Regions from separate parts of the Homo sapiens genome. Here region 1 is linked to region 2. A link is a loop called in an ENCODE intact Hi-C map of the cell type or tissue named here. Cell type or tissue: dorsolateral prefrontal cortex. All regions are shown on one strand. Each heading gives the region's core, and the rest is flanking DNA. Links, peaks and the distances in the headings are about the cores only.

Region 1 (11,669 bases), core at 1,965-9,964, 57 kb after region 2:
ATGTAATTTTTCTCAAGTAATGGGGATTAGAAGATGTTATTATAAGAACCTATGACCTGGTAGAGAAAAGTCATCATGAACTTGGACAGATCTGCGAACCCATTTTTCTCTCCATCTCCTCTGTCTTTCTCTCATGGCATGTCTACCATGTCCACATGTTTGCTCCATCCTCCTGTCTTTACCAACTTGGCTACTCAAAGTTTCTGTTTCCTCATAACTGTAGTTTGCACATAACCTCTCATGACCTTGACTCTGTCTCCTGGTGTTTAGTGTTAGTAATCGCTGCTTTATTTAAATCTAAAATGGAGAGAAAATTTTATTGTCACTACTCACATTTCATGTGACCACATTCTGGGTTACTGGGTGGCCTCTAGCTGAACTGCTCTAATGTTGATTATCCAACATGGACCAACTCCCTATGGCCAAAAGGACCAAGTCAAGAGGTATAATAAAACTACCCTTTCATCAGGGGGAAGTTCAGTTTATAAAGGGCAGAGTAGGCATTCTGAAGATCAGTCTGCCTTGTCCATGGGATAATGGGGAAAGGTTCTGTGGATGAGATAACATTTGAGATGATCATAAAAGGGTCCCATGTGTAGATAGGCAAAGATGATGTAAAAGTGGATATAGTAGCATAGGGAAAAACCAGAAATAGGAAAGAAAATATTTGTTAAGTATTTTAGTTTGGCTAGAGCACTTCTCAAGCTTTCTGTGCATATGAATCACCTGGGGATCTTGATAAAATGCAGATTCCTATCCAATGGGTCTAAGATGGGACCTGGGATTCTGCAACTTTAAACTAGTTCCCGGGTGATGCTGATGTGCTGCTTCACTCTGAGAAGTACAGCTAGAAGAAAGAGCCTTGAATGCCAAGCTAAGAAAGTGCTACTTACTCTACTTCAGTAAGTAATGAGAAGCCTTGAAGGATTTGGGAGAGAAGGATGATATAATCAGAGTGGTGTTAAAGGACAATTGATTTGGCAGTGCTTTGTGGGATAACTCAGAAGAGAACTGGAAGATCAGCTATTTAGCAATTGTAAAGGCCAGAAAAGGTAATAAGGACTAAATCAGTATGATCACAGTGGAGGGGAAGAAGGGCTATACAAAATCAGCTATACAGCCAATTGAACATGCCCTTCCCACTGTCCTTACCCAGTCTTGCTTTAGTTGACAAGAGAAGCAGCTTCTTCAGGCATCATCTGGTGACATCTTTGTCCTTTCTGGGGTGTCTGCTTTTCATTTCAAATCACATCTAAAGATACATCCTCTCTTTTACCTCTAACCCTTAATTTCATTCTCTCTGCCTAACTGCATTTTCTATTGTGTGCAACTTGCTGCATGATTTAACTATATTATAACCATGTAACTATGTTATTGCACTGTTATTTCATTGTGTACCAGTAACCAAATTCAGTAACTATATTTGTTCTGCTGAGGAGTTTTGTAGGAAGCATATCTGAAGGGCACCAGGCAATGAAGTAAAGTCTATTACCACCTTATCACCATCAGGAAAATGATCTGTTTGTTTGCCGTTCACTGAAGTACATAGCTAAAGAAATTGAAAGAGAGTTTAGGCAGTGTCTGAGTGAAGTCCAGATATGGAGACAGACGGATACCCTGAATACTAGGCTGTGGTTCAAGATCCAAAAAATGGCTATGACACTGTGCAGAAGAGAAGTTTCCAAATGATGTTATAGACAGGGAAGAAGAGCTTGGAGAGACAGACCTTATACTGTAATTCAGAGCTTCTGTTACTACCTGGCTTACACTGTCCCTACTATCCATTTAAAGCCAAGCCAAAGATAAGCTTGCTGTTAAATACAAATCCCAACTGAAATTTTCCTAAGGCCAAAGGCTTCATCATATCCCGTGATTATGGATATAAATGAAGAAACCTGGTGCTTGCCTATTGGATTGTTCATGCCATTTTGAGGTCAACCCCTGAATGCTGAACTTTGGTTTTCTAAGGCCCCTGTGCATTAAATAATCTATACAACAAGCAGGACTTTAAATCCAATCCTTTTCTTCCTAATAGGATGGGATTTTGTGCACATGTATATACTAATAGCTAAAAAATCAAACAGTTGTCACTGATCAAAACAACAATAATTTGTCCTGTGGGGAAAAAAAGAGTGTGAGAGAGAGAAAGAATAGAAAAGAAAGAAAGAAAAAGGAACTGTCCAGCCCTGGAGACTAGAGCTATTTTGATCGCACAAGAACATAATCAGAGTCAGGAACACAGTGGAGGAAATATTCCCAAAGGAAATCAAGATTAAGATGCACACTTCGGCCTCTTCCTACAAGCACCAACCTCCCAAGCCCACAGGTCATTTTGTTTGACAATGTCACATCGATTTACATTTCACAATGCACTTTTAACTTTAGAATGTTAATGTGCTGGCTGGAATTAGCTGTATCTTTAGAGAAGAGTCTGATCTTGACCATGTTCTCCTTTAGAGAGACTTCCTAGTTGGTTTGTTATTTTGGTAAATGAGAACCCAGGAAGAAATTAAATCAATTTTATAGATACGTGTGTGTGTGTGTGTGTGTGTGTGTGATGAAAGTGTCCCTGCAGGACAGACACTGGGAAACTGTGCTTTGAAGAGAACAAAGCCTTTCGGGAAAAGGGTTCCATGTTCAAAAGAAAATGAGGAAATATGACTTCTAGCCCAGATATTGCCAGGCCCACTTCCATCCTTGGTTTTGCTCCATGTTGGAGCTCAGGATTCTGGATGTATTTCCTCTGAGTGCCCTGTTGGTGGCGGAGGGCAGGGTGGGGTAGAGCAAGGCATAGCCTTCCATGCGGGGAATCTGTGCTGTCTCAGGGCTTTCCTCCAGAGGCAGTCCAGAGAGAGATATGCCAGCGTCATAAACCCTGCTTCCTCCTTCCTTCTGTGCCACCCATTTTCCTAGTCCCACTACTTCACAAGTAAATAACCATCTTCATTGGAAGTAACCTTCTTCCCTAGAGAGGTGAAGTGACTGGTCTATGGTCACACAGCTATTAAGAGCCTCTGACAGAAAGAAATCCAGCCTCTTCAGTTTCAGGTCATTGCATGTTCTTTCCTCCTACCTTGTAAGCAGCTTCAGTCTTTGATGTGGGCCCTGTGTCCTGGGCCACAGGACAGACTTAGGGCTCAAACCTCCCTGGGCCTCACCTGGCACTTCCCTGCCAAGGTTGCATCCTGCCTCTCTCTGAAGAGTCACCCTCTAGCCTAGTCATTGTGGAACCTACTCCTCAGTCCCAACATCACCACAAACACCCACTGTCCCTACAAGGGACAGGAGGGCTGAGATTTAGGGACCCAAGTTTAGATGCAAATTAGAATCTTTTTAATGTTATGAGAATGATGGTGAAAAATCCTGAGGACAAGAGTTATATTTAGTCTGCAAATATGTATTGAGAAGAATCCCCCAAAAAGTTACTATTAAAGAATAATGATAAAGATTCATGCACTTTAGTTGGGGGCAGAGTTTAGGGGTGGCATTATGAAAAGCTGTGGGAGTTTTGAAGCAGCCTTTACTCAAGAGATGGTTGTGTGCTGAGGGAGAGAAGATTTGGAGCTATTACTCACAATGCACCAGCAGAAGATTCCAAGTTGGAGAGCCTAGGCAGAGAAGTTCCATGGGGTGTGGGAAGGTGGGGGTATGGTAAGAGGCAGCATAAGAATGGCTGAGCTGAGGCTGGGCATGGTGGCTCATGCTTGTTATGCCCAGCACTTTAGGAGACCAAGGCAGGTAGATTGCTTGAGCTCAGAAGTTTGAGAACAGCCTAGGCAATATGATGAAACACCGTCTCTACAAAAAATACAAAAAAAAATAGCCAGATGTGGTGGTATGCACCTGTGGTGCCAGCTACTTGGGAGGCTGAGGTGGGAGGATCGCTTGAGCCTGGGAGGTCAAGGCTGCAGTGAGCTGAGATTGCACCACTGCACTCCAGCCTGGGCAACAGAGTGAGACCCTGTCAAAAAAAAGAAAAGAAAAGAAAAGAAAAGAATAGCTGGGCTGGACACACTTCACTACAGAGACAGTCATTCTCTCCAGAAGCCAGCATGAGGCAGAACCTGGCTGCCAGACAGGGGAGGTTCTTCCCCATCTAGAGACCAAAAGGTCAAGTGTAGAAACTCGGTTGGGTAGATGTGAAGGATGCTGTAGGCCAGCTGGCTCAGCCTCCATTCCTAACTTCCTCAGGGAACCAGTCTATACTGTAGACACCAGAAAATGAAAAACTAATTTTCTCTTCCTCCTTTGCAGGTAGGGTTCCTGATGGGATTGGGTTCCACCAATCAGAGCCACTTGCATGAGACCTCAACTGAGAGCCAGGTCAGTGGGATGGGAGGCACAGCACGAGGCCTTTACTTTGCTAGCTCAGATCATGGCAGAATGGTGGGCTCTGCCACGGACAGTGGGGGATGCAGTTTCCCTCAATCATATCAGAGCATCATCTGGGGAACTGGAATTGTTTCTGAAAGCTCAAACCAGAATCTGCTTGTTCAGCACTTCCAAAATGTTCATAGGCCAATTAATACCTGATTATTAATGCTCTCCTGTTTCAATAAACTGGAACAATTTCTGTCATCTGCATCACCATGGACAGTGGCCAAGATAACATATCTGACTCCCCAAACTGATCATTTTTTAGTACCCTCCTCTATGGGACAAAATTATTTTCAGTGAGAATCATGTAATAATCATTAATTATTATTACTCTCATGATTCATTCATTAGCTTTAAAACAATAATTTAAACAGAATAAATTTTAATTTTCAAGATATTATTCAAATCCAGTCAAATATCTCGTGTATGAACTAAAATTTGCATTTCCTAAACTTTAAACACAAATTAAAATTCCAAGTGGTTGTGCAGAATGACAGAATTAAATTAACTCAGGTTTTGTGTCTTGGCTTTGCAATTACTGTGCTATCATCCTTTATCGATTATTTAAATGCAGGCATACTTAGTACAACAGGGGCTGGAGACACAAACTGTGCCTGAAGCCAGTTCGAACCATCTTGAACTGTTCTTTCTTACTGGAAGTTCTCCTAAGTAACTTTCACATAGACTATAATATTAGTAAAAGGATAAGTAATTAACTATGCTAATTTGAAGCATATATATGTATGTGTGTATATATATGGGTATATATGTATACACACACACATACACACAGATGTATATGAGTGTATAGAATTAAAATTCAATAGTCACCACAGCAATTGTTTAGAAAATGGACAAACAAAAGATTTGTGGGAGGATTATTTTATCACTGACATTGTTTAGAATTACTGGCCTAGGGATAAGAAAAAGCAAACTGACTCACAGTCGATTTTATTATTGGTTTTAAATTATCTGCAGACAATGCAGCTGTGTGCATCTTGAGGGTGGGTGCACCCGCCCCTGGTTGGCAGGTGGGGCTGAGCCTGAAAAAGCCTGATCCCAAGCCTGAGGGCTCCAGAGGGTTGGGGACTTGAGGGGAAGTGGCATGGCGAGGGGGGATTCCCAGACCCCAGCACCCTCCCCACCAGATACCTCCTGCATACCAGGAGACCCAGCCTGAGCCGCTCATGACTCCCCAGATTCTCAAATACTGCTGAAACATAAAGATCCCCCACAAACTGCCTTTGGTGGTGAGGAACCAAGAGCCCAAAACTGCTGAAACCCTGGTACCCAGTTCTCAGTAGTGAAGAGACCCACCCACCCCATGTGATGGAAATGTGTGCCTCAGCACAATTAAACCTCGTCTCCTGCCACGGGCCCTTGAGGGCACACACAAGTTGTTGAATTTATGAATGTTAACTCTGCCAATGCCGAAATTCCACTTTAACCTATACCTGGAATGCCTTCGTTCGCTGGCAGGTGAGCTGCACCTCAGGTGTCTGCAGGGGACAGGGTGAGTGAAAGCCCCACAGAGCTCTCAGCCTGAGAAGGCCCTGAGCCAGGGCACTGCCTTTAATGAGAGAAGTTTCTCTTTTCCCCTCCAAGTGGTGGCCGCACCGAGAGACATCTAAAGTTCTCTGAGAGCAGAGACGGAGTTTATTTCCGGTGTCCTTCGCGGTCCCCAGCAGTACAACTCTCATAAAAGGTTAACTTCCTAGTTCTGGGGAGAGTAAAGCTTGTCTTTTCTCCACTAGTTGAGGGACCTTTAGCATAAAGGTCCAGCCTCACAGAAGATGACTAAACACACAAGCCAATTTTAATGCTGTGTCCTGAGACCCCAAGGGAGTCCAGGGGAGACCATCTCCCTAGACAAAGGAAAGAGGCACCTCCCCACCCCAGGGGGGACACTGTGGACAAGATGCAGGTGCACAGTGCCAGATATCCAAGGACCCTTGGAAGGCTGTGACCTTTCTCCTCTGAGCAGTAGTAGTAAGCCAGATGTCCACTAGCAGGTCCCAGAGATGCGGCCACAGCAGTAAAGCTGCATGACAGTCTACTTGCCTGGCACTGCCCAGGAGAGTGCCACTAGCCCCCATCCTGTAGGACCAGTGGGTGCTGTCCTCCTCTACGCAGAGTGGCCAGGGAGGAGGGGCAGGGCCATCTAGCCATGTGGTTCATGCCTAGGTGTCTGGGAGCAGGAAGACATGCATTTCCAATCTAGCATTGGCACCCAAACTCACATTGCTGTATTCCTGTCAAGCAGTGTTAGCCAGCCTCATATCTAAGGACTACAGGCTTTAATTACTCCAGGGAACAGCCTGGTGGCCAGACAAAGAAAGGCTTGTTACAAAGGCCCCTTTGTTGAAAGGGCTTTTGTCCCAGCAAGAGGATTGCTCCAGGCACCCCTTATAGGCCACCAGCCCAGAGCAGGGAAGTAATACTTGTCCAACTAACCCTCGGGTGTTTCAGAAGACCTGGACTCAAGTCCCCGCAGCCCAGGTTTGCTGGCAACATAGTCCGCTGTAAGTCACACATCCTTTTTAAGCCCCAGTTTTCTTACCTATCAAAAAGCAATCATCAATGTGAATTTCACCCTCTTTTCTCCAGTCCTGGAGGCTGAGTCCCCCAGGCTGCTGGAGGTGCTGAGAATACCTGGACCCTACTAGCAATGCAGAGAAGTGTTTACACCCCTCTCTGGCAGGTGATGTTCGATGTGTCTTTAACCGTGTCCCTACCCTCTGTCATCCCACACACAACAAACACATATATAAGAAGAAAAGGAACGTGTTTGTAGTGGATATTTCTCCTCTTTCCTACTGAGGGTCCAAGCAGCCTCCCTAAGTTGAGGTGAGGGGCAGCAGCCACTTCCTCTCTGGAGAGCCAGGAAGGACACCTCCTCTCACTCCCTGGAAACAGAACAGCAGGCTGCTGACCTTCACCCGGCCACCAGTGCTCCACCCTGAACTCAAGATTCCAGGATGCAAGACGGAGGCTTCAGGAGGAGAGAGATTTCTCCTTGGAAAGCTGGAAGAGCTGAAAGGAGAGTAGGAGGTAGTGAGGAGGGGCCTGCAGCAGGTCTCAGGGACTCTACAGGGCGTGGACCTGTGCTGTACTTTTGCCCCCTGACCCTCGTTCCTGATGCTTTTCTGAGCTTGGTTCTCCAGCCTTCTGATAATTCCATAGGCTGCTGGATAGATAGCCTTCCAACAAATTCCCTTTCTGCCTAAGTTAACCAGATTTGGGGTCTGTTGTTTGTAACCAAGAGTCCTACCTGATACTGTGTAAGATATAGCCAGAGAGGAAATTACCCCAAAAATCTATTTTTTAAAATCTGCCTGCACAAATATACTAACCACAGCATTATTTAAAACTGTGCAGATGGAAACCACTGGACAGTAGTGACATGGTTAAGTGGAGTCTGAGCCATTCACTCGGAAAAACAAGCAATCATCAGAATAATGGGTATGAAGACAATGCAATGACAAGGGAAGTGCTGCTGAGATTGACTGACAAATGACAACAGGAAAAGAAACTGAATGCAAGATGTGCCCCTCTTCCCCTACCAAGAATAGAAGCTCCTAGGAGCTAGACTTTTGATCTATTTTGTTCAGGGTCCTATCTCCAGCAAGTGGCAATGGTAGGCACTCAACTGACACTTAGAGAATGAATGAATGAATGAACTATTTGCACAGGGGAGGGGTGGGTAAAAACACCTTCAAATGCTATTAGTGATTATTACAGGTTACTCAGATTTTTTAAAGCTGTTGTTCCCTTTCCTCTATTTCTAGCATTTTCCATCATGTGGTTTTATTCATTTTCCTGAGAAGAAAAAAATGTTTTCTTAGCCCAAACCACTGGTAGGTGACCCAACTTCCCTAATATTTATGTTCCCTCTTGAGAGGCCTAAGCTGCAACTAAGCAGGGTGGCAAGGGCAAAGGAACATTTGCTCTCCTTTCCAAGTAGAAATGCTCAGCTGAAGCAGTCATTAAGGAGCCTGGCTCTGCTGCCCAAGGAAACACTTCCTTCCCATGGGCGGCGAGCGCCGAGTGACCTTCACAGCCCCTGGGCTGGATCTTGGAGCAGGAGAGTCTGTCTGGGGCAATAAAGCATCGCCAGGTGTCCAGGCCAAGTCAAAGGCCTTCCTGCCCTCCCCTGTTCCCCTCCGGTTGTCATCTCTTGCTTCCTCACCCGGGCTTTGTCACCAGTCCATGCACACTGCAGGGTCTGAACAATGGCAGACTCAATAGCCAGAGGGAGTTCAAAGGGGTTGATCGCCCCTTCAGATTGGCATTCAGCAGAAGCAGCCACTAGCTTAGCAAGTGGGATCCTGTTCCACCTCAGAGTGACTAAGCAGGGAAGTGGAGGAGTCAGCACTCCACAGAAGCCAGGAGGTTGGCTTCAGGCTGGCCATGAATTCTCACAGCAGGAAAGGGCAAAAGGAGATCAACCAGCCAGATGAGCTATGAGGAAATGAAATCTGCTGCAGATCGCTGGGCAGGGCCAGCTGTACACACCTGCTAAGATTACCATTTTATGACCACCACTGGCTTGCACTCACTATGATATTCTCTCTCTCTCTCTCTCTCTCTCTCACACACACACACACACACACACACGCAAGCATTTTCAGCATGAAAGAATGAGAATAAAATCATGCAAAGGAAAATGCCGAACACAGAGAAAAGACACACGTAAATGTACACACTTGCAAAGGCTCTGATTCACTAACTTCATGCCCCTTTTTTACCTGCCCATATCAAAACATGCTTCATCCTGGTTGGATCCAACAAAAGACCACAAGCCCCAGGTTCCAAGGCACATCCTGCAGGCATTTTTTTCCATTTTATCCATAGTGCTGCAGTGTTTAGTGGGTTGCTTACAGTTCAGGACCACCTGGGAGGAAGCCCCACTCTACATTCTGGGTCCCAGCTCTGCCAAGTCTCTTCTCCAAATTCCAAGGGTACAAAACCAGTTGGGCAGTGTCCCCTCTTAAGAGCTCTGAGTCCCAGCTCTATGTGATCCCTCCTCAAGCTGCTGAGAGTCCGCATCAGCCTGGGAACACCCTCCACCAGAGACCTGTGTTCCAGCTTTGCTGGGCCCTTCCCCTAAGCATCTAGGTTCTATTAACCCCAGTCTCTTGCTTTGTTTCCTCAGCCCTTGGGGTGGTAGCTGCTCCCTGCAGTTACCGTCACTGAGATGCCTCAAGGTTCCTTTTTTGCCTTTTCAGTCCTAATACTAGCCTAATAATCCCCTTTATTAAATTATCTCTGTTAAAATAACTATGGTGATCAACTCCTTACTTAAATAATGTTTACATGATCAAAAGACTTTCTGTAGTAGTATTAACAGTTTTGGTTTCCTTGGTTATTTTAACTTTATTCAATTTAAATTCATTGAATTTTTTCCAATTATGCTTTCATTTTACAGTCATTAAAAAACAAAAAAAAAAAAAACTGGCCAGGCATGGTGGCTAACACCTGTAATCCTAGCACTTTGGGAGGCCAAGGCGGGTGGATCACTTGAGGTCAGGAGTTTGAAACCAGCCTGGCCAACATGGTGAAACCCTTTCTCTACTAAAAATCCAAAAATTTAGCTGGGCGTGGTGGTGGCTGCCTGTAATCCCAGCTACTTGGGAGGCTGAGGCAGGAGAATTGCTTGAACTCAGAAGGCAGAGGTTGCAGTGAGCCAAGATTGTGCCACTGCACTCCAACCTGGGCAACAAAGCAAGTCTCCATATCAAAAATAAAATAAAATAAAATAAAATAATAAAAAAAGATGGTGCTTTCCTGATTGGACTTTTACTGATACAGGAGAAAAGCTAGTAGGAAAAAATTAAACCTGCTAGTGAAGACAGGTTTCTGGGTGCTTTGATGGAGTGATCCATCTCCTCGTCACCAGGGATGGGAAGAAGAGCTTTACATCTGTTATGTTTAAATGATATTCCTCAAGGAACAGTGTTCAAGAGCTACTTGATGGTTACCATCCAGTAAGCTGTTCAAGTTATTGACCATTTCTTACTTAGATTCTGAGAAGTTTTAGATACAGTTAAACAGTGGAGGAATATATGGCCTTTAAATAGCCAGGGGTTCCAGAAGAAAATAAATAAATTCTGAAGAAACAGGGTCTAAGTAGGGAAAAGAATACCCAACTGGAAAGAGAATGCTGTAGAATAAATATACAGAAGGAGTTAAGCAATTTAACTATTCAAAAAGACCAAAGGGAGGCCACCACACTACAAGTTTGTGCGGGGGTGGGGGGGGCAGCGACTATTAAAATCACAGGTGGTTGCAATAACCACACATACATTCAGTGCTGAATTTCCAATCCCTATCTCCTTACTTTGGGAGCAATTAGTCTCGGGTGAAAAATTGCACTTGTAGCTAATTGCACCTGCAATTACCTACTTCCGGGTGCAATTAGCCACTTGAACCTAATTCTGAGTGTGCAAGTGTTTAATTGCATATGTGAGGAGGTGATTCCAGACACAGTTAGTTGTGCCCTCAGTCTTTGCACCTGCAACTAATTGTGACTAATAAAACAAGTCTTCATACAAGTCAGGTTGAAGGTACATATGGTGAACCTGTTTGGGGAACCAAGAATTGGATTGGTTGGGCTAATAGAAGTACAAGTGCACTAAAGAGAATAAAGGGACAAATTATTTAGAAACTGTCATTCTTTGGATCTACGGTTACATTATCCATGTCCTTTCCTGCAATCATGCTCTTCCCAGACTACAGAACATAAAGTCAGCTGATTAAAGGCAAGAATCATGCCTTGGCTGACACAGTTCTTTGTAAAGATAGCAGTAATTCTTCTGCTGACATTGAGGAACATCCATAAAGTGCAGGTCAGAACTATGTTCCAGCCAGTTCTCCATTATTTGTGTTAATTCTGATGAGGTTATTCAAAACACTGGGCAACAGGTATTTATTGAACTAAGTCATATCATGAATCTAGAAATTAACAGACATGGCTCCTGCCTTCAATTTCATGACAGTTCTACAAATAATTATTAAGTGTCTACTGTCTGCTTGGCAAGTCGAGGTACTCATTTACTTATTAGGAACATTCCTTTGTTCTGTCTTTCTACAAATGCCTATTGATATGGTTTGGTTATTTGCCCCCTCCAAATCTCAAGTTGAAATGTGATTCCCAGTGTAAGAGGTTGGGCCTGGTGGGAGGTGATTGGATCATGATGGCAGATCTCTCATTAATAGTTTAGCACTATCCCTTTGGGGATAAGTGAGTTCTCACTCAAGTTAGTTCATGAGGGACCCGGTTGTTTAAAACT
Region 2 (11,669 bases), core at 2,182-10,181:
TGTTCCCTTTTTAGGGGGTTTAATTAAAATCATTACTTAAAAATAAGCATCATGACAACATCATGACTGGGCTATTTTCAAACCATGGAACACCTTTGAGAATTCAGGGTTCCATTAGAAAAGTGCCTCTTGGTTTATACATGTATGTTTGCTGGATTCAAAAATTTAAAGGAGTCTATTAATCTTCTGGTAATGGCCTCACTGATCATTTTATAGTTGTCTAAAAATGAGAGGCATATCAAAATAATTTAATATTTTATAATATTTTAGAGGGTCATTATAAGACGTTCACTTTTACTCAGTAAGGATTAAATAACCAAGTCTATGCTTTTTATTGCTGATTTCTACGATTAAAGCAAGTACATATAAGCTGAGCTGATTGCAATATAAAGAATTATTCTCTTGGGTCCTACTTGTATTCATTCTCTTCCTACATTTAAAAAACCCATTCATCAATGACTCTGCAGCAGCACCAGGACTTAGCATGCGCATATTATCATCTCATATCCCATTGCAGTCTTCCAAAATCATGCGTGTGCATGTGGGTATGTAGGTACCCACCCACACTCACAGACACATATATACACATGCAGGCACTTATAATGGCATCCAAACGTATTTACCCATAATTACATCCTAGGCATTCTATTGGACACAGATATTTTTGCATTCATTTATGGAACCTGCAAAGAAGCCATGCTAATGTTTGGAGTCTTAAAGCAAACTGTAATCTTCTAAACAGTGAGGTGAACCTCAGAGGCAGTAGTCTTTTGATATGCAGCATAAGTGAAATGCTGCATAATATAAAATGATGGTGCTATTAATCCTACGGCACTGGTGGTGCCTAGCACCCCCCCCCCAATATTGATACCAACACCATTGTCTCTGGCTTTAAACTTCATCAGTATGCAAACAGAGTGTCACTATGATGGGTGGTAACTTGGTTGGATGCACTTTCTACATTTCTGGCAAATGAGTATAATTATTTTCAGAGCTGCGGGCAACTCATGCATGTTTTATCCTCCATCTGGACCGGCACGGTACACAATAGTGATAAAAGATGATTTTCCCCCTTGGATGTTCACAGGCCATCATCGACACAGTCCTGATGAAATGGCCATGTATCCCCTAGCAGTTCTATATCTGCCACAGCTTGACAACAAAATTATTTCCCCATAGTACTAAAACACTTCAAATATTCAAGCCCTCTGTGCATATATTTGTGTTTTGAAGCATTCAGCGTTAACATAATGTGGTAATTTATAAACTGACAAATTAACTATGCAGAAATCACAGAGAGGCCTTATGAGGTCTGCAAAGGAGCAGAAAAGAAAGCAGAAGCTTTTTGCGCTCTGTAATAATAATAATCCTATCAACTGTCACAGATTGCCTGGCCTCCCATTGTTAGAGCCGCTCACTCTGAAGCTTGCTTACTGTAGGTGATTACGCCTGAGATGCCCCACTCACCTCAACGCCAGCCAGGAGGCTCAGCTCAGGACTTCCCAGTGCCACCCCTCTCCAGGTCTGGGGCTAATGGGGAAAAGGGCCCCAATGAAACACACAAGTTGCCCGTATCGGTCACTGAGAAGCAAACATGGAGGTGTGGAATGGAATTTGGAAACGGGACATGCACCTTCCAGACAGGAATTGCATGTAGGACTGGCAAAATCAAAAACAGCAAAACTGAGATTATGCATGTGGAAGCCAGATCCGCCTTCTTTGTTTCGTGGTTATAAAATCATGTGAATGATTAAAATCCATCATCTCACTGCCTGCTCTAGCAAATGCTGGCGCTCCTTACAGACCCACTATTGATCCTCAGACAGACGGTTGAAAGGAGGCAGCATTCGTCAAAGGACGCAAAAGAGCGCATTTTTACTTTTATTGTATTAGCTTAATTCTCTTTCAGATGAATTAAAGACTAATTTTGCTAGACCAAGGGGAGAGTCTGTGCATCTTCTGCTGCCCCCATCTGTTTAACATGTAGATTCTTAGAGGGCAGGATTAATTTTTAGAGGCAAGAAAGTATTTACAAATTCCTTGTAAAAATACAGTACATTCCTTCATGACATGCCAAGCCAGCCACGCTTCCTTCCTCCCCAACTGCACCCTGTTCTCCGCTCCCCTCCCCCAGTCACCCCACCCACTCCCACAAGCATGCTCACCCTTACAGACTCACACATGCATGCTAAACACCACACACACACACACACACACACACACACACACACACACACCGTCCTTTAAATGGTATGTACCATGCTATGAGGCCTACCAAACATCAGACACTCTTTATCAGCAGTTGTGCCAGGGTCTCCATGGCAACAGTATAATAGATTTGCCCTTATTCAATCCCAGAGGCCACATTGAAGCGCAATGCAAAATTTGCTGGGGCCTGAATTCCTTTCAAGCCATGGCTCATGTGTCAGGAAACAAGTCAATGCACAGACAGCACTGCACATAAAGATGGAAAGGAACCTTTTCTCTCCACCGCTGTTTGCTCACAGTGACATTCAGAAGCCCAGACCCTTCTGGATCTCATTTCTCTCTCGTTTTCTAGTTATTAATTCACTTCTTTGGGTGGAGAGGCGAGTGGGGGAGGGGAGCATCATGCTTTGCAATAATAAACCGCCAATGAAAGTGCAAAGCAAGCTGCATAAAAACGAAGTGTGCATCCCAGCCTCCAAGGTTATATAGGATTCAATATGGCTGAAGCCCACCACAGCTGCAGACTGCATTCTGGGGTTTGATGCCCCTCAGTGCCAGCAGAGTCGAGCAGCTCAGCCAACCTCCTCGACCCAAACTGGAGTGCTACTCTGTGATACTCAAAGAAACCATCCCCAGGGAAGGAGAGGCAGAGGAATGGACACATGCCCTCGTCCTAAAGCCAATCTCGGCAGGCAGGAGGAATTCCCAGGAGCTCACACCTGAAGTACACTGTGGCTAAAACAAGCACAGCTTAAAAGTTAAACAATCATTTGTTTCAGGTTTATTTTAATCATTAGCTTTGGGACTTCCAAGATGATTACTTTGTGGGTTAATTATTTTCTGTGCTGTGGCTTTCCAAACCTAATTGCTCAACTTCATTATTGTACATAGTGATCCATAGCCCATTCCTAAAATTACCTGTCCAAATATTTTCCCTTTTGAGTATCACTGAGAATTTGCTATTTTTCTCTCTGAGTTGGAACTTTGCATAAATAACTTGGTTGGAGATGCTTGTGTGATTTTGAAGATTAAACCAGGGTTATCACTGGGCAGCTGACAGAACTCAGTTGGTAATATTATTAGGATTTGAAAGAAGACTTTTTCAGAGCTTTGCCCACATGAAGCCTAATTAACTTCAAGCCAGTGGTTCTCATACTTTAATGTGCATAAAAATCACCTGGAATGTTGTTAAAACACAATTTCTCAAACACCATTCCCAGAGATTCTGATTCAGTAGGTCAGGCTCCGGAACTTGCTTTGCTCACAAACTCACCAGTGATGTCAATGTGGCTGGTCCAAGAATCACACTTTGAGAACCACTGCTTTTGGCCAATCTCCATGAGAGAAAGTTCTCAACCTCTGATTGCAAGTTTATTTTGACCATTTACCATAACTTCAACTTCAATGCTCGTCTTGAAGGGCATGACTTGTCATCCTAATATAATTAGCCCCTCTTCCAGCAGATCAGACCCACAATACGCCCCAGCCTCTGGAGGACACAGAGAGAATGGAAGTCGTGGAGAAGAAAAGAGAAAAGTCTCAGAGGACCAGGATATACCCTCAGGACTAGCACTGTGCCTGCCGTAGAACGGGGCCTGCTCAGTGTTTTTTGGGTGAGTAAATATGATAGAATTTCAAGACTTCCATACTTCAGAAAGGAGATCTTAAGTCAAGAAGAGAGATATGCCATGTTTTATTTATATTGAAATATAGTCAAATATCTTCTGTTTGATTTTATAAAATATAAAATGGCATCTGAATTTTTGTGGGGGCAGGGGAGTAAATAATACTTTAAATTCCTAGGAAGCGGGAGCCATAGGGTGAGTCACTGTAGAAAGCAAAATCCCTTTATAATTAAAAACGTAACTCTCTAACTTATCTAATTTTGCAAGTTTGGGATTTCTTCAAGTGGAAAACACTGCATTTTCATTCTAAGAATCACCAGCTTTACTTTTTACTGAACAAAATGAAAGTATGGATTTGGGCCTGATGTTTAAAACCTGAAATCTTGAAATCAGAATCTGCTTCTTTTCATTTCTTGCTCCTGAATATTTGACCCTCAAATATGGGTCATTTTAACAGGTAATCAGTCTCAACAACCACAAAACATTGAGCCGATATCACAGAACACTAACTTAGGATGGCTCTGCTGACTTTGACCAGAATGTGGTCACCTGTACTAAGTAAGCCAAACTCTAGAGACTGACTACTGGGGGCCCGTGGGAGGAGTGTAACACTGAAGCCCTGCGACCTGCTTAGTGAATTACCTCATCTAAGGTAAATTTGTAATAAGGTAACTAACTGGCAGTGCTTTTCACCACTCTTTACAGCCTGTCTTCAGTTCTGAGGTTTTTCTTGCCAGAACAGGACAAAGGACACCAGGTGGGCAGCCTCCCAGGTGGGACCACACTGGGTCCTCTGTGCCCTTCCAACTGGAAAGGCACAGGGGAGACAAGAGCAGAGCTGATTTATCTTCCCCTATCTTGCCCCTTGCTTCAGCCCTCAGGTAGCAACTGGTGAAAAAGAAAAGTCCTTTATAAATCTAAATACACAGTATTGTAGAATTTTTAAATAGACCTTTGAGAGGATGGTGCTTGATGCTTCCTTCTGCTAGAGAAGGGCTGGAAGGCCCAGATAAGTGGATCCCAAGATCATGCAGCTGGTCTGTGGCGGAGACGAAAAGTGAGTGTGTACTTAGACTCAGACTCAGACGGAAGGGACCATGTGCTGCCCTAACCTGTTTTGCCTCCAGGAAGAACAGCCTGTCCTACTGCTGGGCTGTGAGATGTCCCCATCCCAGGCTCACCACCCTGCCACAGGCTACCTAAAGGGGAAAATGAATGCAGAGCGCTATCAACAACTTTCAATTCAACAAGTATTTACTGAGCACCAGCTATATGCCTGGCACTACACTGTGCTCTGACAGCCCTAGGGTGAGTCAGGCATGGCATTTTATGACAAGGTAGTTACAACCAGGGAAGTCTACTTTTCATCACTTTACAATAGCTGTCTCCTTTGTAATGCTTTGCAAACTGGGGTATGCCCAGTTTGTCTGGAGCCACAGATGAAACTGGTTCTTTCTTCTGGAAGTTTCCATTTTCCCTGATTATAATTACTCTATTTTCTTGCTTTTATGACATAGATTTTTTTTTCAGATTATAAGTTTTGGATATCTGAGATGGAGTCCTCCTAAACTCAAAATATGCATTAAATTGGTGATTGTTCTTTTTTTTCCTGTTACAGGTTGAGCTGCATCTTAGAATGAAATCCTACAACTGAGATGGCTAAAGGAATTAAAAATGGTATCTGTAATGTTAAATTTCAGACTGCTGCACAATATGTCAGTTTTAGGTACTTTTTAAAAGATGAACAAGTACAAGACTTCAAAGAAGTCTCTCCCTTGTGAAGGGTCCCTTCCGGCTTCACTTTAGAGTCTCTGCACTTTTAGTTCATCTCATTTGGGTGTTTCAAGGGAACAGAGAAGCCCTGGTTTAGATGATGCAGGGTTTTCTGATGCCAAAGTGAGAATGATAAAATGTCTGAAGGAAGAACACGATGCTATGCATTCCAGGCAGAATCTGGACTTGAAAACAATGAAGCACAAATACTTTTAGATGAACTGATTCACTTTTATTTTGTAAACATCCTAGAAGAATTCCATTTGCACTGAACTGTTTGAATCACTGCAGAGCTCTTGCTCCTTCTAATCCCCAAGGAAAGTCGATCCATCGCGTCCTGCTACACTGTATTTCTTCACTTTGCCCCTTTTCTCAATTCTTTGTGATCAGCATAAAGTTTGAACCGTGCCTCTTCTCGCCTTCCTGCCTGGCCACCTGTCCAGCCCTGCGGTCAGCTGTACCGACCAGCAGACGGTGCCTCTCTTGCCAAGTGGAGCCGATGCTCTGTGACCATTGTTCGTGGGGCCACACTGCCATCCCCATCGTTGCCCCTTCAGGACACTCGTCAACAGCTGTAAGAGGCTTCCCATCCTCGCCCATATAAAAGGAAGGCCTGAAAACACTTCTCGGAGCATCAGTTCATAGGTCACCGCAACCGGCCGAACAATACGCGATTATTCAACGGGCTCCAATTCATTTTCCTCTGCTCCTCCCCCACCGTTACCCTTGAGAGAAAACTAATTTGCAGAAAAATAGCCCCTGCCAGCCAACTTCTTCTCCTAAATGTATGCTGACCCCGAACTCTTGTCTCAGTGGGTCCTTATTCTCATAGTCAATGCACAGGAGTTCTGAAAAGCAGTCTTCTCCTTTAAAAACCTCCCCCACACCCCAGCATCTCAGTACGGGAGATGCTTTCTTTTTCTGCTATTCTTTGCTTCTCTTTTTAACATGTGTGCTGAAATTGGCACTTTCTCTGTTCAGTTCACTCCCTTTCTAGTATTAATGCAGCAACGGAGAAATGTGCGCAATTTCTCCAGTCTCTGCGCTCGGTGAGCCCATGGGTGATGGATGAAATGTAACATGCTCTACCTTACATATTACTATTTAAGGGAAGCGCCCGGGCCGGCTGGTGATGCATGGTGCTCTCCACAGCGCCCCGCGCAAGCAGGGAGCCCAGGCTGCCTGCACCGTTGTCTGAGTAAATAATGGGGCTAATAGCATTTGGTGCAAATGAGACTCCTATAGAAGGCATCGGGCTTGTTCATCTCGTTATGATTTTTCTTTGTCGAGAAGCCTTCTCTCTCTGTCCTCGTCAGAGCTTCCCCAGTGTGGCCTGCCTTGGTTATCTGGGGAGGAGGGAAGGTCTCGGGGAGTTCAAGATTTTGTAACTAATATTGAACGCCAGGGAGAATGGATGCCAAGGTCAGGTTAAGAATAAAGAAAATTGATTTGGAGGTCAGGGTCACAATGTGAAAGGCCTTCAATGCTGCCAAAATATTTTCATTATCGCTGTTTTTGTTATGGAAAAGAAGAGGCCCAGTGTAAGAAGGCTAAGAGGTGGAGGGAGGAAGCCTCAGAATGAACCAGGGGAATCAGAATCCTAGCTGTGATTTATTGGGCTTGTGTTTCCCTAGTTTCTTTGCCTGGCGTTTGCCTCCCCCTGTAAAAGTATGCGGATGTCTGGATGGACTAACATTGATAATGAAACCCTTTCCCACAGAACCTGGTGGGTCTGGGCTTGGACCGAGCTGAACTAACTCTCTCTCTCTGCCTCTCTTCTCTCTCTCTTTCTCTCTCTCCCTCTGTCCCTCTTTCCTCTCTCTTCTCCCTGTCTCTCTCCTAGCCTCTCTTTCTTCCCTCTTTCTCTACTTCTCTCCCCCCACCTCTCTCTCCTCTCTCTCTTTCTCTCTACCTCTCTCTCCTCTCTCTTTTTATCTTTCTCCGTCCTCTTCTTTCTCCCTCTCTACCTCCTTCTCTCTCTGTCCCTCCTTTTCTCTCTCCCTCCTTCTCTCTCTCCTCTCTCCCTGTCTCTTGCTTCTCTCTCTCCTCGCTGCCTCTCTGTCCCTATCCCTCTCTTCTCTCTCCCTATCTTTCTCCTAACTCTCTCTCCTCTCTCTTTCTCTCTCTCTATCCTCTCTCTCCTTTCTCCCTCTCTCTTCTTGTCTCCCTCTCTCTCTCCTCTTTCCCTTTCTCCCATCCTCTCTCTCTCCTCTCCCTCTACCCGTCTCCCTCTCTCTCAGTCTCTCTTCCTCTCTCTCTCTCTACCTCTCTCCCCTAATCTCTCTCCACCCTCTCTCTCCTCTCTCCCCCTCTCTCTCTCTGCAAAGAAGCTGGAGACAAGTTCTCCCACTTCTATTTGCAGTAGTGAGCTATTTCGTGCATCACTGTGAGTCCCCTTTTCACCCATTCTTACAACGTATCTACAACACAGGGCTGTATATTTTAACAAAATCCTGTTATTATTGGAGCTCTGACCTGATTTTGTTTCTATATTCTGAAGCAGAAAAGACTCCAGTGGCATGAAATTAGCAACACATTCTGTTAGTGTGTTAATTGTGTGAGAGTTTTTGGCAGGAGAGACTCCTAACACAACACAGAATTTATTTTTTATTTAAATTTGGTAGCGATTTCATATTGTGTTTAAGCAGAGGCACCATGGCTTAAACCACTAGAGATTTACTGTACATTCAGGAAAAGGAAAAAAAAAATCAGCCTAATGCAGTAGTGCAGAAAGAATTATGTAATTTTTTTACTTAGCAGGGAGGCTGCTAGAATTGATTTCTAATTCATGATGAGAAATTGGCATTCCCAGGCAGTGATTTGAGACTCTTTGGGCCCCAGTTCAGTATCCAAATGCAGTTGCATCAGGCAAGTAGCAGATTCCCTCTTCGATAAAAGCAAACACACATGAAAAGCAGAAAGTCAAAATCTCCCAGGCCAGAGGAGTTGTTTTTCTCTGGTGTATCTCCCAAAGACCAAAGATGATGATCTACTTTGGATGTGTAGATACACAAACATTGATAATGAAGGTCTCATGTTAAAATTTGACCGCCAGTCTTGGAGGTGGGGCTTGGTGGGAGGTGTTTGGGTTAGGGGGCGGATCTCTCAGGAATGGCTGGGGCCATCCCCTTGGTGATGAGTGAGTCCTTGCTCATTAGTTCACATGAGAGCTGGTTGCCTGACACCTTCTGCTCTCTCTCTTGCTCTCGCTCTTGCCATATAACACGCCTGCTCCTCCTCCACCTTCCACCATGAGTGGAAGCTTCCTGCGGCCTCACCAGAAGCAGATGCTGGTGCCATGCTTCTTGTACAGCCTGCAGAATTATGGGCCAAATTAACCTCTCTTCTTTAAAAATTACCAGCCTCAGGTATTTATTTATAGCAACACAAAATAGATCAATACAGGTCACATTGTATAGAAATGGCTGTCCCCATAAACATGTTGATGGAGAACAATTCCCAGAAAGGGGAAGGAAGGACAAACAAGCCAACAGGTGTATCCTATAGAAGAGGATGGACTCCTCCCCTCAGGGGCAGGAGGCAGCTCTGAAAGAAGAAAAAGGTAAAATAATGTTTGCTGAATACTTACTGTCTACCAGTCATTGTATTGGCAGGCATATACCATTGCATTCTTAATCTGACCAGACATGAAATATGTGATTCTCTGCTCACCCCGAAATCAGCAGCTCTCTGATCCTTTTCCCCCTCTCCTCCCTACACTTCCCTCCTTGCCCAGCCCTCACCACTGAGCTCTTGTCTGAGTGGCTCTGGGCTGTCCTGGCCAGCGGCTAGCTGTTCCCCTGCCCTTCACTCTGTGGCTCAGCCCAGCAGTTCAAAGCAGAAGAGACAAGGGCTCTTCTCCCCAGTAGCATCACTTCTGTAACAAGTCTTTCTCTAGAATAGTTAGCTATGGCCTGAATTTGATTCCTGGTGTATGGCAGAAGGACACAGACTAGGATTCAAATTCCAGCTCTCTCACTTTGTGTCCTTGGGGAGATTATTTACTCCCTGACTGGACCTGGGTTTCCACATCTGTGAAAGAAACAAGCACATTTTGGGCCAGGATTATAAACCAGGAGACAGGTGTAGTGTTCTCACCCCTGGAGCCGGCCCTCACTAAGTTCCTTTGCTTCTCGACCCCACAGTCATGGCAGTCAACGTCTATTGAACCCACATTAGGGGCCAGACACCACACTAAGCTAGGTATAAAAAGAGATGTCCCAGAGGTCCTATGGAGTGCACATAACACCTCATTTAATCCTCCCACAACCTGGAGTGGGGGGAATTTTGATCCTCCTTCTTCAAATAGGAAATCTGAGGCTTAGTCAAGGAAAACTACTGTGAAGGGCAGGGCTGGGATGTCACCCTGATTTGTCTGATTCCAAAGACTTCTTTTAACTTCAGTGCTTCTCAACACTGGCTATCTGGGGAGCTTTTAAAACACTGATACCAAGACCCCTATCTTGGACTAACTGAATGGAGGTGGGGTTGAATATCTGCAGCTTTGAAAAGTTACAGGAGGAATCTAACCTGATGCTCAGAAGGTGATGGAGCCTCTGTCTTGATTATGTTCCACTGCCGACAACATCCACCCATGTCCACAAACTAGGGCTTCTTAACTAACACAGGAGTTTCAAAGGCCAGTTTTTACCAATGATGAAGGATCTGCTATGGGCTGGGCACTTTATGTGATCTCTGATCCTTACAGCAACTATGCAGGCATGAGATGTGGTCAATTTTTTTTTCTTTGGTTCAAATAACTTATATAAATAACTGGTACACACAAACCCTCAGTCAATAGTATTGTTAATATCAGCACTGTCAACATCATCATCTCTTGGATCCTCACAGCAGCCTCAGACATGTCAACCCTGTCTCCTTAACATCCCTGGAATGTATTCATTTCTCACCATCCCTGCTGCCACCCATTTCACCTGAATGCCCATCATTTCCCAACTGGACAGCTGCCATAGGCTTTTAACAACTTGCTGAAACCAGCCTCATCCTCTCCCAATCTATTTTGTACAAAATAGCCCGGATGATCTATTTGAAACACAAATATTTAACCTTCCCTGGTTAGGAAATAGTGATGACTGTCAGGGTCACTGCATAGGGTTGGTAGGTGAAGCCCTTCATAAAAGCACCAAGTGCAGAGGCAGATGGTGCTGAATCCTCTCCCTGCTCTGCTTGAGGGGGCATCAGCCCTGAGGACAGGGTGTCTATTTGTGCTTCATGGGTACAGAGTATGTGTATGCTTTGGTTTGGGGAAGGAGGTGTGTGTTTTCTAATTCACACAAAAGTTTGAAAAAGAGCAGCAACTGCCCTGAAATTGAACCAACCTCACTCAGTCATTGTGCTAGATAAATGTGAAAATTTAAATAAAATGGAGGCTCCCTCCAGGAGTTGAAATTTGAACCCAGGCTGTCAGTCTCACCAGCTCCTCTCCTAACCCCTGTTGTTTTCCCTAGAAGGCACAGAAATTATGCTCTCAGGGAGATTCCACAGATAGACAATTCTTTGGGCAGGTCAACTAGGAGAAGCTCCATAGTGGAGAGAGGGGCAGTCCCTCCCTTCAAGACCAAAGGTGGGCCGACAAAAGCCAACCAGCTTGTTCCCCTTGCCCATCTTATCTATTTAAGGCCTCAATTCCTTTGACCTTCAAAAAAAAGTGTAGTAAAACTTTTGATGAAAAAAATCTTTCTTAGGAGAGAAGAATTTAGATGACAAGGGAAATGGTTATGCTTGGCATCTGATCTGTTTCAAGTAAATTCATTCCCGGCTACCTATTTGATAGGTAAAGTAGAGATAAGGAAAATTAGATTTTAATACAATATCTATCATTATTCTTCCCTATCACATCATTGCTTTTGCTGGCACCAGACTGAATATTTGGCACAGCATTGTAGAACTGGAAGGTCTCGTAGAAATAATCCAGTCCAAATGTTGGCATCCCAAAGCCCCTGTAGGATGGGGGTCTTCATGAGACCTTTCAATATTTGTGAGTTTATATGTGTATTAAATTGGCACAGACTCACTAAAACATCATTTCTTTGCCTTTGACTA

Evidence for each region. A loop is a pair of places that touch in the nucleus more often than their neighbours do. Peaks named below come from ENCODE experiments on the same cell type or tissue, not always from the same donor. Only the 100,000 strongest peaks of a DNase experiment are listed, where the experiment ranks them.
Region 1: it touches region 2 in a loop (3-fold over the local background); 4 of 110 quality-filtered maps call a loop at or near these places.

Annotation. Positions count from the first base shown.
Region 1 is chr5:61,670,277-61,681,945 of GRCh38, reverse strand. All of the region lies in intron 1 of LINC03122 (long intergenic non-protein coding RNA 3122), which reads right to left. LINC03152 (long intergenic non-protein coding RNA 3152) reads left to right here. Exons shown (of 8, transcript NR_109910.1): 6 at 4,255-4,323. Among named protein-coding and RNA genes, the nearest start is that of LINC03152, 22 kb to the left of the region's middle. RefSeq lists an enhancer at 8,485-8,985. In dorsolateral prefrontal cortex, for the core only: a CTCF peak has its summit at 6,679; DNase peaks (open chromatin) are centred at 6,455 and 6,735; H3K4me3 peaks cover 629 bases; H3K27ac peaks cover 1,854 bases.
Region 2 is chr5:61,727,529-61,739,197 of GRCh38, reverse strand. LINC03122 (long intergenic non-protein coding RNA 3122) reads right to left here. Exons shown (of 2, transcript NR_126525.1): 2 at 8,201-9,152. It overlaps LINC03123 (long intergenic non-protein coding RNA 3123), which reads left to right and starts at 3,500. Exons shown (of 3, transcript NR_105000.1): 1 at 3,500-3,573; 2 at 3,672-3,821; 3 at 5,452-6,408. In dorsolateral prefrontal cortex, for the core only: a CTCF peak has its summit at 6,794; DNase peaks (open chromatin) are centred at 6,119 and 6,737; H3K4me3 peaks cover 1,604 bases; H3K27ac peaks cover 3,062 bases.